Regions from separate parts of the Homo sapiens genome. Here region 1 is linked to region 2. A link is a loop called in an ENCODE intact Hi-C map of the cell type or tissue named here. Cell type or tissue: ascending aorta. All regions are shown on one strand.

Region 1 (8,000 bases), 73 kb after region 2:
GTGGAATTTTAAAACTCCATTTCTTTTTCTTACTGTTAATTACTTAATGAATTAATTCTTACTGTTAATTACTGATATTTTTCAAAAGCTGTTGATTTCCTAATATGAATAACTAGCTTGCTAAACTCTTATCCTAATAGTTCGTATTTAATTTCTTAGGTGTGTAGGCGTAAACAAGTAAAATTTTCTTCTTTTCTAATAAGTATATTGTTTCTTTGATTTTTATCTTATTCTATTATTTTATATCCCTAAAACAATATTGAATAATAATGCTAATACCAGGCAATATGTCTTTTTCTTGAATTTAGGGGGAGACCTTAGTATTCTTTCATCCTTTATGAAAGATGGTGTTTTATGTTCGTTTCTGGCGTTTCTTTATTGTGTTTTAAAAGGTGTCTCTCTATGAAATTTTAGAGTGTTTATAAAGACTGGCTGCCCTGTTATCACATGCATATGCGTCCTATTAATACAACAGCTTTTCTGTTTTAGTTAGCACTGTAATAAAATCAATGGGCTTTTGTCCTGTGGATCCCTACTTGTATTTCTGGTATAAACTTTCTACTTCAAGTTGTATTATTACCTTAATACCGAGTTGCCTTCTAATTGTTTTTACTTTATTTCAAATTTTGGAGTTTATATTATGAGTGAAATTTGGCTCTTGTTTTCTTTTTTCCTTTCCTTAGAGAGATGCTAGCTTTAAAAAATAAATTGGGGCACTCTACATCTTTTTCTGTGTTCTGGAATGAACAAATAAACCAGTGAAACAAAAAATACCTAAAACAAATTTAAGTGCATAGTATTATTTAAGAAATAGTAAAGATGGCACTTCAAAGTCTCTGGGGAAGAGTGGCCAATTCAACAAATACTACTCAACTATCCATTTTGGAAGAAAATAAAGTTGTGTCCATATCTCATATTACATACAAAAATAAATTCCAGATGAAAAAAAGAATCTAAGTTTTAAAAACAAAGGTTATAGGCCGGGTGAGGTGGCTCATGCCTGTAATCCCAGCACTTTGGGAGGCCAAGGCAGGCGGATCACGAGGTCAGGAGATCGAGACCATCTGGCTAACATGGTGAAACCCCGTCTCTACTAAAAATACAAAAAAAAACCAAAAAATTAGCCAGACGTGGTGGCGGGTGCCTGTAGTCCCAACTACTCAGCAGGGGGAGGCCAGAGAATGGTGTGAACCTGGGAGGCGGAGCTTGCAGTGATCTGAGATTGTGCCACTGCACTCCAGCCTGGGCAACAGAGGGAGACTCTGTCTCAAATAAATAAATAAATAAATAAATAAACAGACAAACAAACAAAATAAAAACAAAGGTTATAAAAATGTAGGAAAACATTTTTAAGTGGGAAGTTAGGGAAAACTGACAGATTTAACCAAATAAAAAATTAAAATTTGTATATGACAAATGTACAGTACCATACACAGAGTCAAAATAAAATATTTAATCAGAGAAATCATTTGTAACTCATTATGTCTTTTGCTGAACACACACACTCACACACACTCACATATAAATACATACATTCCTAGTATTCAAAATCCTACAAATTAATTTTTAAAAAGACAAATAACCGGAGAAAATATGAGCAAAAGATATGGCCAGGCTGCTTAAAAGAAGAAATGCAGTAGGCTAAGAGACATACAAGGTTGCTCAGCCTCACTAGTAGTCATGGAAATAGAAATTAAAAGAATAATTTTAGGGAAGAAAAAATTTAAGATAAATACCATTTAGCAATAATAACAATATAGTGAAAGAAACACGATCACATGATGTTTGAAATACTCACATCTGTAACTTTTGAAATGTAATTCATAAGACATATATGCTGCATTGGAAATTTTGAATTATCAATTAATAAGGGTGAGGCTAAAATTTTTTCACATTTATATTTTGTAATAATATAAAACAAATAAAAAATTATATCTATTTAAATAGCTTAGTTTTGATGCCCATGATTTTTTTTTCTTTCTTTTTTGGAGATGGAGTCTTTCCTCTGTCACCCAGGCTGGAGAGCACTGGCACGATCTCTGCTCACTGCAACCCCCACCTCCTGGGCTCAAGCGATTTTCCTGCTTTAGCCTCCCAAGTAGTTGGGATTGCAGGCGCCCACCACCATGCCTGGCTAACTTTTGTATTTTTAGTAGAGATGGGGTTTCACCATGTTGGCCACACTGGTCTCAAACTCCTGACCTCAAGTGATCCACCCACCTCAGCCTCCCAAAGTGCTGGGATTACAGGCGTGAGCCACCATGCCCGGCCTGATGCCCATAATATATTGTTAGGAGAAAAAAGCAAGTCACAGAATTGTAGTATGATATCACGAAAGATATAAAACCTATACATATATACACAAATATGTTTATATAAGGCTAGGAAAAGTATAAAAGAATGCACACATCAAACTCATAACATTGGCTACCTCACAAGTTTGGGACTCTAGTGGGAGGGGAGAGATTGATTTTCAACTTATATAATTCTCTTCTGTTGTGCTATTACACATAAATTTTGTAATTTAAAAGCTATTTTGGAAAAAATTAGTTAGAATATATTTTTAGTAGAGATGGGGGCAGCTGGGCATGGTGGCTCACTCCTGTAATCCCAGCACCTTGGGAAGCCGAGGCGGGTGGATCACCTGAGCTCAGGAGTTTGAGACCAGCCTGACCAACATGGTGAAACCCTGTCTCTACTAAAAATACAAAATTACCCGGGAGTAGTGGCACATGCGTGTAATCCCAGCTATTTGGGATGCTGAGGCAGGAGAATCACTTGAACCTAGAAGGCGGAGGTTGCAGTGATCTGAGATCGCGTCATTCCAGCCTGGGCAACAAGAGCAAAACTCCACTCAAAAAAAAAAAAAAATGTATTTTTAAATGCTGCCAGAATTGGAAGCAACTGAAGCCTGTTGCCTAAACTTGTCTGCAAAAGTTAAAAATCCAACATAATTCTTCAAGTCATTAGATAAATACCTAAAAGACTACTTCAGATTCTTTATTATTATTATTATTGTTTTAGTTTGCTGATGAAAATGGCATGTGGAGCACTCAAAATCTCATGCGTGTCTTGCTTTAGGATTCCATCTGTTGGGCTTGTCTTTCTGTCATAGAAGTCAATTACATTCAGCAAACATAGTCCATTATCAGTTGTTTTTAATCCAACTACAACGGATTTATAAATGTTTCTATCGTTTTAGGAACTTTTCATTTCATGGTCCTTTTGCTCTCTTTGGGGGTGTATACGGCATTTGTATATTTCCAGCTTTCAGCAGTTTCCAATTGCTCTCACATGAACAAATGTTCCTAGCTTGTGGCTCTGAGTCTCTAGAACCCAAGGCTTTCAGAGCCTTGGATTTGGCTGCCAGCCTCCTTCAGCTCCTGCCTATTAACACTGCCTCATTTTATTGCCAGGCATGCTTTCAAGATAGGGGCCAGTTAGCCTGAACTCTAAATTCTGGGACCATTCAGAACCTTCACCCCCAATCTCTAGATCCAACCAAGTTTCAAGTGTAGCTACTTTTCCAGGGGAAAGATAGCATGAAAAGCAGATAAGTGGATCCATACAACACAAGAGACTTCAAAGGACTATTCTAGGGTTCCCAGAGGCCTTCAGTTTTGCTTGTGCTTCAAGAGCTTCTACCTCACAACTTCAAATGTCCAGATAGATCTTTTCATCTATCCGTAGTTCTCTGAGAATGTCACCTTCAGCTGAGGACAAGTTGACAACAAAATTTGCCTTTATTTTATTATTGCTCCTTGGGGGAAATTTCTCACCTTCACTTTTGTTCCCACCTTAATTCCCTTTCAACTGCTTGTAGACTTCTTTTCTCTCTTGTACCTCAGCGTCTTACTTCTCTAAGAACTGCTCCAAGGAGAAACCAAGTAGAGTGCCTTTCGCCCTAGATCCCAAATATATGCTAAACTTTTATGTTGCAAAGCTCAGGACAGAACATTCAACTCTCTTGGGCAACATGAATGAATCTTCTTATCATATTTTTTCTCAACTGTATGGATCTAAAATAGAAAAAAAAAAGGGAGAGAGAAAGGAGGAAGACTGGGACAAAACTACCTTATTCCCTGCTAATTTTTCTGTGTCACTAGTACTGAAAACCCTGCAAAAACTCCCATAGTAGTCCTTGATTTTAAGGATAAAGATAAAGTGAAACCTGTGCTTCATAGGATGGGAAGAAGATAAGCCCTGCTTACAAATATCCCGTGATGATAATGGAACATGAATAGTCAGGCCTGGAGACAGCAGATAAGAAGAAAGAGGTCACCAAAGAGCTGAGCTAAGACTGGGAAATGGTCCCAGAGAATTACACTGCAAAAAGTCTTGACCCCAATTGCTAATAGCAGCTAACCTTTATTGACTGCTTACTTTGTGCCAGATACACTTCTAAGCCCTTTACTTGTAGCAATTACAAACATATGTTTGTTATTATCATCATTATCACCTTTTAATAACAAGGAAACTATGTCATAGAAATATTAAGAAACTTGCCCAGCCAGCATTAGACAACCAGGAATAGACAGATCCAACATCTGGACACATGCCACCAGCTCCGTCCCTGGGCTCCTAACTGCGATGCTAACTGCCAATAGGGTGTTTTGCTATAAAATTGCTATGTTCCTCTGGAAAGAAAACTTCTCTGAGTCTTCACCCTCACAGCCCCACTGTGGTTTCTGCTCAGGTGACTCTGATGCATACAGTCAGTGGGCCACACTTTCAGGAACATTGGCTGGATTTTTGAAACTAGATTATGCTAGCACTGAAATGAATTCATTGACGTTTGTAGAGCTTTGTAGAAACACTTGCTTGACCTACCACAAGTGTATTAAGCAACGTTATTGGTCCACCCTGTGCTACATTGCCCTGCGGCTCACTGTGGGGTGGCAAGGGCAAATACCATGGTTGCTAGGCAACAGATTGGCAAGAATCTAGTTTCAACACATCCAGCTCAGTAAAAAATTTGAGTTTTCTCTCACTGCTCTCTACTTTGACAATTCTCAGCTTCTCATGAAAGGCATTAGGCATTCTTTTCTTTTTTTTAATCTTCAATGACATCATATTTTAATGGAAGTTCACTAAAATGAACAGCTTCTTCCTTTTCTGTTTTATCTGTTATTAATTCTCCTCCCTATCTCTTAAATGTAAAATTAAACATTCCCCACACAAAAGCATAGGCTTATTTCACATCCATTAAAACACTGCATGTTAACATCAAGCTCTAGTTGAGTACACAGTTGCTTATACATTGTGTGTATGTGAAAACTTTTGAGAACTCTGTGAAATAGGTATTACTACCTCATTTTGCAGCCTAGAAAACAGGCTCTGAGTGAATAATGAACTCGCCCAAGTTCACACAGAGCCAGAATTAAGGCTTTGCTATCTTTGACATAATATTCCATGTTCTTACACATTTTATTGTCTCTGATCCTTTGATAAGTTCCTTTATACCACATGCTCACTAGCCTGACTGGATGAGGGTACTTCCACTCCTCACAAGGGAACGTATCCTTCATTTTGGCAAACTATTAACTTTTCTGCCTTAGTTTTTCCATCTTTAAATAGGGATATGAAAAATCCTAATGCTGTGATTCTGAAAATAAATATAGCAATAGTATGAAAACACTTGGAAAACAACTACTGGAGAGCATTGTCTTTATCTGAATCTGCTTAAGTGGCTTAAAATGAACATCCATAACCATAAAAAATATCTAAACACTTCCGTGATAAAACAAGCACCACTCCCACAAGGGGTTTGAGGAGGAGAGGGGGGCAATTAAAGTGATCTAGAAATAGGATGCAAACTTCCTAAGCAAAACTTCTATAACGAAGCTTTTATTTTAATATACACAAAGGGATCATATAAAGTTGGAAGAAAGCTCAGCATACTAATTAAAACCAAGCTCTTGGTTCAGTCTCTCTTAACAAAAGGAGATGAGGGAGCAAAGAATTGAGAACAATACAGTGGCTCAAGAGGGAACAAAGGTCTAGGGACCACTTCAGCTGAATGGCTGAGAGAAATACTGACAAAGTACTAAGGTAGCAAGTTACTCTGACAACAAAGCCCTCTCTGATTTCTGAAAACCAATGCTGCTGCGGGAGTAGAATAATGATAAGTGAGGAGACTTCATCCAAGTCTCATTTTGATCATGGCATAAAACTCTTGGGGACTTAGGAGGTATGATAACATTGAAAGAACAGAAGCAGGCTGGGTGCAATGGCTTATACCAGTAATCCCAGCACTTTGGGAAGCCAAGGCAAGAGGATCACTTGATCTCAGGAGTTCAAGACCAGCTTGGGCCATATAGTGAGACTCTATCTCTAAAAAAAACTTTTTAATTAGCTGGGCATGATGGTGTGCACCTGCAGTCCCAAATACTCAGGAGGCCGATGCAGGAGGATGGCTTGAGCTCAGGAATTTGAGACTGCATGACTGAGCCATGCGTATGCCACTGAGCTTCAGCCTGGGCAACAGAGTGAGACTCTGTCCGTAGAAAAATAAAAAAGAATAAAAGCAAATACTTATCTCTACAGCCACATCTACACATGTACACACACACACACACACACACACACACACACACACAAACGATGATGATTATGTACTGTCTTCATCCAAATAGTACTAGGCTACCGGGGCAAGGAAAAGTTCAGATTTTAAGCAAGGGGTTCAAACCAGAAATGAATTCTGGAAAGGAAAAAACAAAAATGAAAACAGGACCCAAGACTAAATGGTAAATACAAATATGATTTAAGGCGAAGTAAATGTTGTTGAAATCTCTAGCTGTCCATAAAAAATACACACACACACACACACATACACACACACACACACAACTCATTTAAATCAGGGCAGAAGCCAACTTTATGTAGGCACAGAACGTTCGGCAAGAGGCTAGGTCTGCACGATGTTCCTAAGTGTCTCACACACATAGAAACATACACACACACACACACACATTCAGAGTCTTTAATTAGCTAATATCCATCAAGACTGTCTTAGAAGGGGATATGAAATGAAACATTTCTAAAATGTATTTGACCATGTAGAAATTCTGTCCATTTTTCTCCAAGTATCTTTAAGAAACACCTTTGAGAAATGCTAATGTAAATGTGATCCAAGGAGATCACCAGAAACTAGAGGCACAATGTAGTTCAAGTAAAACAGAAATCAACAATTGGGTGAACCGGCATGTGCATTTCATTCAGGCTGATTCTAATGCAGAAAAAGAAAATATTAAACCCTCCAGGAGATCAGATAAATTAGTTGTTTTCTTTTCATGGCCAAACCTCTATTCTTTTTTTTTTTTTTTTTGAGGTGGAGTCTCGCTCTGTCGCCCAGGTTGGAGTGCAGTGGCGCAATCTCAGCTCTCTGCAAGCTCCGCCTCCCTGGTTCACACCATTCTCCTGCCTCAGCCTCCTGAGTAGCTGGGACTACAGGGGCCCGCCACCACACCCGGCTAATTTTTTTGTATTTTTAGTAGAGACAGGGTTTCACCATGTTAGCCAGGATGGTCTTGATCTCCTGACCTCGTGATCTGCCCGCCTCAGCCTCCCAAAGTGCTGAGATTACAGGCGTGAGCCACCGCGCCTGGCCCTCTATTCTTAATTCTTACTGTTAGCATCGAAAATGTCTACCTGTGTTCAGGGAGGTCATGCAATTCTAAGACACAATTCGGCACAAGCCCCAGTGATGGTAGTTCTATGTACTTACCCTCATACAGCAAATTATAAGTATAAATAATGTTACTCTCAGAGTTTGAAGTAATTAACAATGATCATAAATGTCAGTGTAATACTCTTTTAGCCCTTAAATTTCTCCCTTCATTCCCCTACCTAATTATCAGATTAGCCTTTCTCTTGTCCTAGGGGCAACTGTGAATCCGGTGGCATAAACGAGGTATATAAGACTCTGCTAATTGCAATTCAGTTAGGTGGAGCTAATTATCTTTACAAAGAGTGAAATTTACATAGAAATTTCTTGTCCC
Region 2 (8,000 bases):
ATTCATTAGCACTGTGCCTGGCACATGGCGAGTGCTATAAGGGCTTGCTTTCTTAGGGGTATCATCATCATGATTATTATTCATTGAGCATGTACTCCAAGGTGGGTGCTGGATATATAGCAAACAAGGTAAGCACAATCCTGTGTCTTACAGAGAGGGAAGACAATTTAAAATCTAAATCAATCAGGATGTAATTACAGGGGTGTGTTAGAAAGGAAACCTACAGGGTACCGTGATAAGGACTGAGGTTCAGGGCTGTGAAGCAATGCCCGTTAGGGGAGGCTTTTCCAGGGCAGTATCACCTTTAAGCTGATCCTGGAAGCTGAGAGGGAAGAGACCAAGCCTCTGTTATCACCCTAGCAGAGGCAGCATCACGCTTGTTCACTGAATAATTATGGGCCAGGCTCTATGTTGGTCTTTGCAGTTAATCTCTTCCCACCAATATCCTGAAAGTGTAAAGGATGATCTCCATTTTACCGCAGATACTATTGAGGCTTAGAGAGGTTAGGTGACTCGTATGAGTCAGGCTGACTCTGAAGCTCGCTGTGAGCTTTTCTACTGTGCTCTGCTGGCCACCTCTTCCACCAGGCTGTCATTTGGACAAGCATCAAATTAGACTTGAACCAGGATGCTCAGTCCATATTGACTGTAGGTTCTGTCAGTCTCACTGTAAATTAACCCAAACTAAGAGAGGTCTACTTAGTTTGGGGAGCTAGAATACTCTGCCTTCTGGCCCTGGGATCAGGGAGAGAAGGAACATTTGAATCCTCTCCTTCACTTGGTCAGACTGACCTGTGGACAAGCTGTTAGGTTGACTGGTGCACCAACTGCAGTCTTCATTTCCAGATATGTAAGCCAGTCTGGCAGGCCAACTAGATATACACCCCATCCCCACTGGCCAAAGCCAAAATAGTGAGGGGTTCCACTGAGGTGCTGACACCTATGCTAGGTATTCTGGAAGTATTTGCCCTTCTTGGGGTATTTGGTGACAGGTGCTCTAGTGTTTTATCTGTGCTGAGAACAGGGTCCAAGGGCAGTTATCCAGTTACTTTCTCACATTCAGCCCCTACTTTCTAGAGCTTGGAGCCCCTTTTGGGCCCTGTTGTGAGCAATGGCTGCCATCTGCTGTATCCTCTTGCTGTGCCTGTAAATTGTTCCTAAATACTTCATTTTTAGTTATTAATCAATGTGATCAAATTCACTTTTCATTCTTCAGAGATGCTCAAAAATTCTCTTTGCTGAAAAAGTTTCCCACCTTTTCTCATTTTGTTGTAATCAATATATTGCCTTTATACTGCTTTGTTGTCATTTCACTTGGATTTGGGGAAAGAGATAGCTAAAAAAATGTACTCCACGCACCACCTTGAGCTAGAAGTCAGGGCCTCCAGACTCCAAATGCGGAAACCATGTTCTGCTGGCCAGAGGGCAGGCAGGTGCAGCAAAAAGATACTTCAAAGGTGACTCCTGAACATTTGTGTTTTGGAAGCAGGGAGGAAGGCGGGGGTTAATTCAACCTGGGGGAATTAAGAGCCTTTCTCCGAGGAGGTGATGATTCCCTTGAGGCTTCACTGTTAGAATATGGTTTTCCCAGGCAAGGTCCTTGTATTGGCCTGCTAGGGTACTAGGGCTGCTCTAGCAAAACACCACAGACTAGGTGGTTTAAACAATAGAAACTCATCTTCTCACAGCTTTAGAGGCTGGAAGTTGAAGATCAAGGTGCTCTTAGGGTTGTTTTCTGGTGAAGACTCTCTTCCTATCTTGCAAATAGCACCTTCTCACTGTGGCTTCATATGGCCTTTCCCTTGTGCACACATGAAGACAGAGAGAGAGAGAGAGAGAGCTGGTGTTTATTCCTCTTCTTATAAGGACATTAGTTCTAGAGGATGAAGGCCCCACCCTTATGACCTCATGAAACCTTATTACTTTCTTAGAAGCTCTATCTCAAAACAGAGTCACATTGGCGCTCAGGGTTCCAACATATGAATTTTGGGGGGACATAATTCTACCCTTAAACTCTTAGCCTTTCCATAAATTTATCTTTATAAATAAGTTCTGATCATGACCTTATTAGGATCCTGAAATGGACCCACCAGAAACTCACAGTGTGTGAAGCAATGAAACCAAGCTGCATAGCATCAGGGATATCCAAAAAGCCCTTGAGGCTGATTTTGTTAGGCTTCATTTCTCAATTTTTTATTTCTCAAATATTTTATCTAAGCTCATCTTTGTTTTTACAAGACAAGCATCTGTTAGCAGCAGTAGTTTTCCGTGTACTTGATGCCTTATAGAGGATAGCAGAAAACCTCTCCCCATCCAAGGTCAGCATTATGTGTCAGAAGACTCAGATGCACCAGGTCTTTTGGGGAGGAGAAGAATGTGGGCTTCACCTCCATCATGCCAAAGCACAGTCCAATTTGACACGGTCAAAACAGACGTAGGTATTTTGCAATAGATTAGATATATAGATTTAGACACACGGCTCTTACATAATTTAACAAAGCTGGGAAGGTCCAACACTTTCAATGGACATTATTTATTTAAATTAAATGTGTATTTCCTTGCCCATTGTAAAAAGGTCTTTGGACATATTATCCCAGTGGTGGATATATCAACATGTACAGCCAAATCATTCTTAGGCCAAAAGATTTTAGAAAAGTGCTCTGAAAACTAAATTCATTAGTCAAGATTTGTTGAAGAAGGATGGGCAGTCTACAGCTGGGTAGGTGGACCCCTGAGGCAGAGTCCAGTATCCTCCTAGGATTCAGTACGATTTTGGTGGTTTTTGTTAGTCCCTTCATTCGTTTTTCTCTTTTTTTTTTTCCTCCTTAACCTCCTTTTACTCTCTTGAAATGCCTTACTTTTTCTTCCTACATGTCTTTCTCCCTGGTCAATAAGATGTTAAAAACATCTCCCTCCATCCTTCCTTCCATTTCCTATGAGCATTAAGGCTACTACAGTCTACACAACACGGCTATCTCTGCTTTGAAACAAGAACATTTTTTATTGTACACAAATTTAAGATTTCATAAGTGCTGAATAAATTTTTATATATGAAATAACATACAATAATATGATATAATATAATATATAATTAATGACCCAGGATGAAATCTAGCTTCCAACACTTCTTTGGAAAATTTAGCCTTACGAATTGTTAGTGACATTATTTCCTAATCTAAGACAATTACTTTAAAAATCTTGTTTCTAGCATTTTAGGTTTAATAAATACCTTATTGAATCATAAGATAAGACCCTACTAGGGGAAGAAGGCAGACAAGAGAGTGAACAAGAATCTCCAAAGGTCATTTATTAGTAAGGCCGTGCACATTTGATGTTTGGAGGCCAAATTAATGATTCATCTTATTAATAGTTCAAATAAAAATAGCAGACACCTGCTGAAGAGTTTATACCTAATCTTAAAATATTTCCTGCTTATCAAAAATTAGCCAGGTGTGGTGGTGCACACCTATAGTCCTAGCCACTCAGGAGGCTGAGGCACGAGAATCACTTGAACCTGGGAGGCCGAGGTTGCAGTGAGCCAAGATCCTGCCACTGTACTCCAGCCTGGGCGATAGAGCGAAACTCAACCTCAAAAAAAAAAAAAAAAAAAGTTTCCTGTGTGTCATATGACAGAAACATGGCCTCTGGGTAGGTTTCTGTGTCTCCCACAACCCAACCCAATCTCTAGCTTAATTTGCTATGTAAAACATAGAGCTCAGAACCCAAACCCTTTCTTGCAACTTTCCTACATGTTTGGAATCTTTCATGAGAAAATGTTGGAGAACATACTCAACTCTTCTTTCCTGCGTTTCATCTTTTTTATTTCTTGTCCACTGGATAATGGTTGTGTGTATTGAATTCCAAAGAAACTAATCCTTGGACATTCCTTTAGCTTGATAACAGAGGCTAACAGAGAGAGGAGACAGAATGAGAGAGAGAATATTCAGAGCCTGTCAGCAGCCCGTCAATAATAGGGGTGAATTCCTCAGAGGCAGAGGGGATCGATAAAGGCGGGACTGTAATAGCTAGAAAGCATCTCATTTGTCTCCCTAAAGACTTTGGCATCTGCCAAAACATCTGATTCCAAAAGCCACCGCAGAGGTCAGCCAGATTTAGAGAGAGATGGTTAGAGAGGAGTTTAGGATGTGAAGTGCATCGTGCCTGCCAAGCCCATGGTGGATAGCGGAGGGATCTGTCTTCTCTCTCCAGTTTCTAACTGGGGCTGGTTTACTATTTAAGCGTTTCCAGCTAGCAGCTTGCTGCCTGCAAACTACGCAGCCATGAGCAGATGATCACAACCTACGGAAGTGATTGGAGAGAGATATGTCCTGGGGGATGGGAGTAAGTGGGTGGGGGTGGGCACTGCCATACAGGGAGCCCAGAGGAACTGTCCTATTTGAAAAGACACATTCACAAACAGAGGAGCCCACTCTGCCCTTTGTCTCAAGTGGACACCATTAGATATAGATATTCAATACACACAAGCCAGACAGGCTAAGTCGTAGCCTCTCTTCAGTAAATGCCCTAGTTGTTTAGAGTAAAAATGGTTTAGATTAGCACCCGGGCAGTCTGACAAATGTCCAGAGGGAGTTAGGGGACTTGCCAGCATCATTAGCATTTTTTTTCTTCTTTTTCCAGCAGCACTAAAATATGTTTGCTCAAAACAGAGGGAGATGAAAAACTACTGGCAGCCAGTACTTCTTAAAAGAAAAAGAAGCATGTTTTACTTCTCTGGGGTGAACATACCAATTAAAACGATGCTGTGTTGTGACAGATTACTGAGCAATTAATGCCTGTTTGAGCATCATGCTAGATGCTTCCGCGAAAGCAACCTCACTGAGGCTGGGGCGGCCACACGTTACAGCAAAACAATCCTTCCTCAAACTTCCTGCAGCACCCTTCACGCCGAGGAGCCCAGAAACCACAGAAAACATTTTTTTTTCTTTGAATCTCCAAGAGTTACACTGGAAGAATTAGCTTGGCAGAAAGATCTCAAGATTGAATTCTATTGGGGATTTCATACTTTCCTCATTTGTAAGCAAAATCTATTTTCCATGAGATATTTTTAGCGCAAGCAGCTCCAGCTGCCCTATTCCCTTTCACTATACCATTAGATGTTGAGGCCATTCCAGAAAGGACACGTGATTTCTAAGCATCTCTCTTTGGTTCTTTCCTAAGTGACTAGTCTCGCAGGAGTCAGGGAATACCAGACTCTTAACTACCAAAGACCTCAAAGTCCTTCCCAGAGCCTTGAATTCTTATTGATAGGATGTTAAAATGCTTTACAGCTGCTTTTTCTAAGAGGTCAGCTTGGCGGAGCTTGCTCAGTGACCTCAGTAATAGAGATATTTTCAGCCCTGCAAGCCGCGTATGTAAATATAAAATTGTATTAGGCTGCAGAACTGCATGTGTGGGAACAGAACAACCATACTATTGAGAGGAAATCACAGGGGAACACTGGTGTCTCTCACTCAGGGCTGGTTAATGCGTGCATACTTTGGTTAAATCATCTTGATCTAGTGAACTCTATGTTTCAGATAAGCCAGTTTCATTTCTGGAACTTATGAGCTATGAAAAGTAAAACCTCAATCACTTAGTGAGATGTCCAGCAAAATTTCCTTCAGGAAGTGTTTACGTTTATAAAAAAAAAAATCATTTTCACTCCTTACATGATACCTCAGGAAAAATTGTGAGTGTAAAGTCAGGTTTTCAGTTGTGTGATTTGAAAAAGTAATTTATTTGTGTGTCTGAATGGGAAAGACATATTTATTCAGACCTCTGAAAGGAGAATCGAAGAGCTTCATTGTAATGAACAGGAAACATGCTCTCGATGTGAATTGAGAAATACTTTCTGAGCGCAGTGCTCTAATATTCCTGAGTGTGTTCAGTTTCCGTGGATCAAATCTTTCCCATCTCTGCATCCAAGCTATTTGGCCATGATCAGATGATCAGAGCTCAAGGAAGTGATTGGAGAGTGAGCCGGCTGCAGCTGCAGTGTAGGCTGTTTTCAGGGACAAGGAGCCACTGTTTTGCAAACATAGCATCAACATAGAAGTTATTTTGTAGGCTCCAGGATGCAGCGATGGGCTGCACTGCCAGCATTGTTCTGCTTCAAGCTTTTCGTTCTGTGGTCCAGAGGAGCTGTCCACACATTTGTAGACGACGCCAAGAGGAACCATCCCACGAAATTTTGCCTCTGGAAAGTGACGATGAAATGAATAGACCCAGAACCCTCATCATAATGGTATGGTATCCGTGGTAAAGCAGCCTCAGTGGATTGAACTGTTATTATAGAGAGGTTACAATTTAGGGGTTTTGGTGTTTAGCGTTAGATAAAGGCATGTGTGACCTAGAGTTTACTACTCTGAAGTACTGTTTGGGGAAAATCTTTCGGAACTATTTCTATCATTCAAAGAGCATATTTTCTTCTTCTTGTATCTGTCATGAAACTGTACAGCTTCTCGGTCTACCAGAAATTCTCTTCTGCCTCATGGTTTGCATGTTGTTATTACCTTTTGTGCAGAAAATAAGAGAAAAATTTGGAGTTTGGTTTAAGTGAGTGGATTTTATTTTATAACTATAATTTGAAAGAAGAGCCCAAAATGGGCGTTTTTTAAAAATCACATGTAACCATTGAAGTTGTATAGATGCTGATAGTTGGATCTTTAACTTCAGGATATTTGGGGCTTTTCTTTCTGACTCTGCAAAGGAAATGCCTTTCCAGAATGCCTAACTTAGGCACAATATTAGAATAAAGAATTAAGAATTTTGTAGAATGCATAGTGTTTTCATTAGAAAGCTTTTTCTTGCCACTTGTCAAATTACATTTTTGTCTGTGCTTTAATTGTAATAAACAATGTTTTCCTTTTTTGTGCATCTGTTTGATCAGCAAGAATAAATTTGAGGGTAGAGTTCTTTCTTTCTTTAAGTTTAAAAAGAGATCTGCTTAGTCACTAAAATTAGAATAGATGGTATGGTAAAGTTTCCAAAATTGAGGAGACATTGAAGTCTAGGTGGCTTCAGCATAATCGACTTTTTTCTCTTAGATTTCAATGTTGAGATATCAAGGATGTAGTAAATAATGAATGAAAAATACCTGTTACTCTAAAAGTTCTTAAATGAAAGTCATTTGGCTTGGGCTATGCCTCTGAGTGACAGAATACTAAACTATAACATTACTTGCCTACTTCTTCAACAAATCAATATTTTATTTTCAAAAAGCAATATTATTCTTGAACTAGGGGGCTGTGATTATTTCTAAAAGGAAACAGTAAATAGGAATAATTTCATGTTTATTATTCCCATAAGTTTTCACAAATTAAATTTTAAAGGATTTGAAATAGGTTCAAATGTCAAAGAAATCTTTGTTTTCCAAGTTTAACTCTTGTTAATAACATTAACACACTCTTTAACTATGTGTAGTGCTCATGCTATACCAGTAAGTCTTATTTTTCTAATTTTGTTAGTCTATAAAATTTCACAGCTAGAAATTTGCAAAAAAAAACCTTATACCTCAAAATAACTGAGAAATTTTTAAAAACTATTCACCTAGTCATATTTTTCCAAGGATCCTTTTGATTTATATAATACCTTTATTGATATTAAATAAGGTGATAAGAATATACTAATGAGGAAAATAAAGGCTCAGAAAGGTTGAATATCTTAACATTACACAGCTGCTAAATACCAGTTCCCCGAATCACACTTAGAGCAATGATTCCAAAAGCCAGTGTATTTTCCAGTCTGTTCACACTTCTAAGGAAATAATGATAACCGATAAACTGAATTTATGTAAGAAGTCTGATGGAAATCTTGGACTACTCTGAGTAAAATGTGCTCATACAAAGTCATTGTGCATCTTGAAAATTTCTTCTGGGCCACTCCAAAATTCACACACTCGCTAATGGTTTATTGCCAGCCCACTATGGTCCAAGCACTGGTTCAGGCACTTGGAATCCGCCAATGAACAAACCCATCAAAAGTCCCTACCCCAAGTTGCA

What was found. Hi-C counts contacts between places; a loop is a spot of excess contacts. Peaks named below come from ENCODE experiments on the same cell type or tissue, not always from the same donor. Only the 100,000 strongest peaks of a DNase experiment are listed, where the experiment ranks them.
Region 1: a loop joins it to region 2, with 4 times the contacts of the local background. A loop is called at or near these places in 9 of 110 quality-filtered maps.

Annotation. Positions count from the first base shown.
Region 1 is chr2:224,907,015-224,915,014 of GRCh38, reverse strand. The region is part of intron 3 of DOCK10 (dedicator of cytokinesis 10); the gene reads left to right. Among named protein-coding and RNA genes, the nearest start is that of MIR4439, 100 kb to the left of the region's middle. In ascending aorta, no CTCF peak of the experiment used is centred here; DNase peaks (open chromatin) are centred at 2,792 and 4,864; H3K4me3 peaks cover 1,471 bases; H3K27ac peaks cover 6,352 bases.
Region 2 is chr2:224,980,451-224,988,450 of GRCh38, reverse strand. The region is part of intron 1 of DOCK10 (dedicator of cytokinesis 10); the gene reads left to right. Among named protein-coding and RNA genes, the nearest start is that of MIR4439, 26 kb to the left of the region's middle. In ascending aorta, no CTCF peak of the experiment used is centred here; DNase peaks (open chromatin) are centred at 4,870 and 6,032; H3K4me3 peaks cover 4,171 bases; H3K27ac peaks cover 3,665 bases.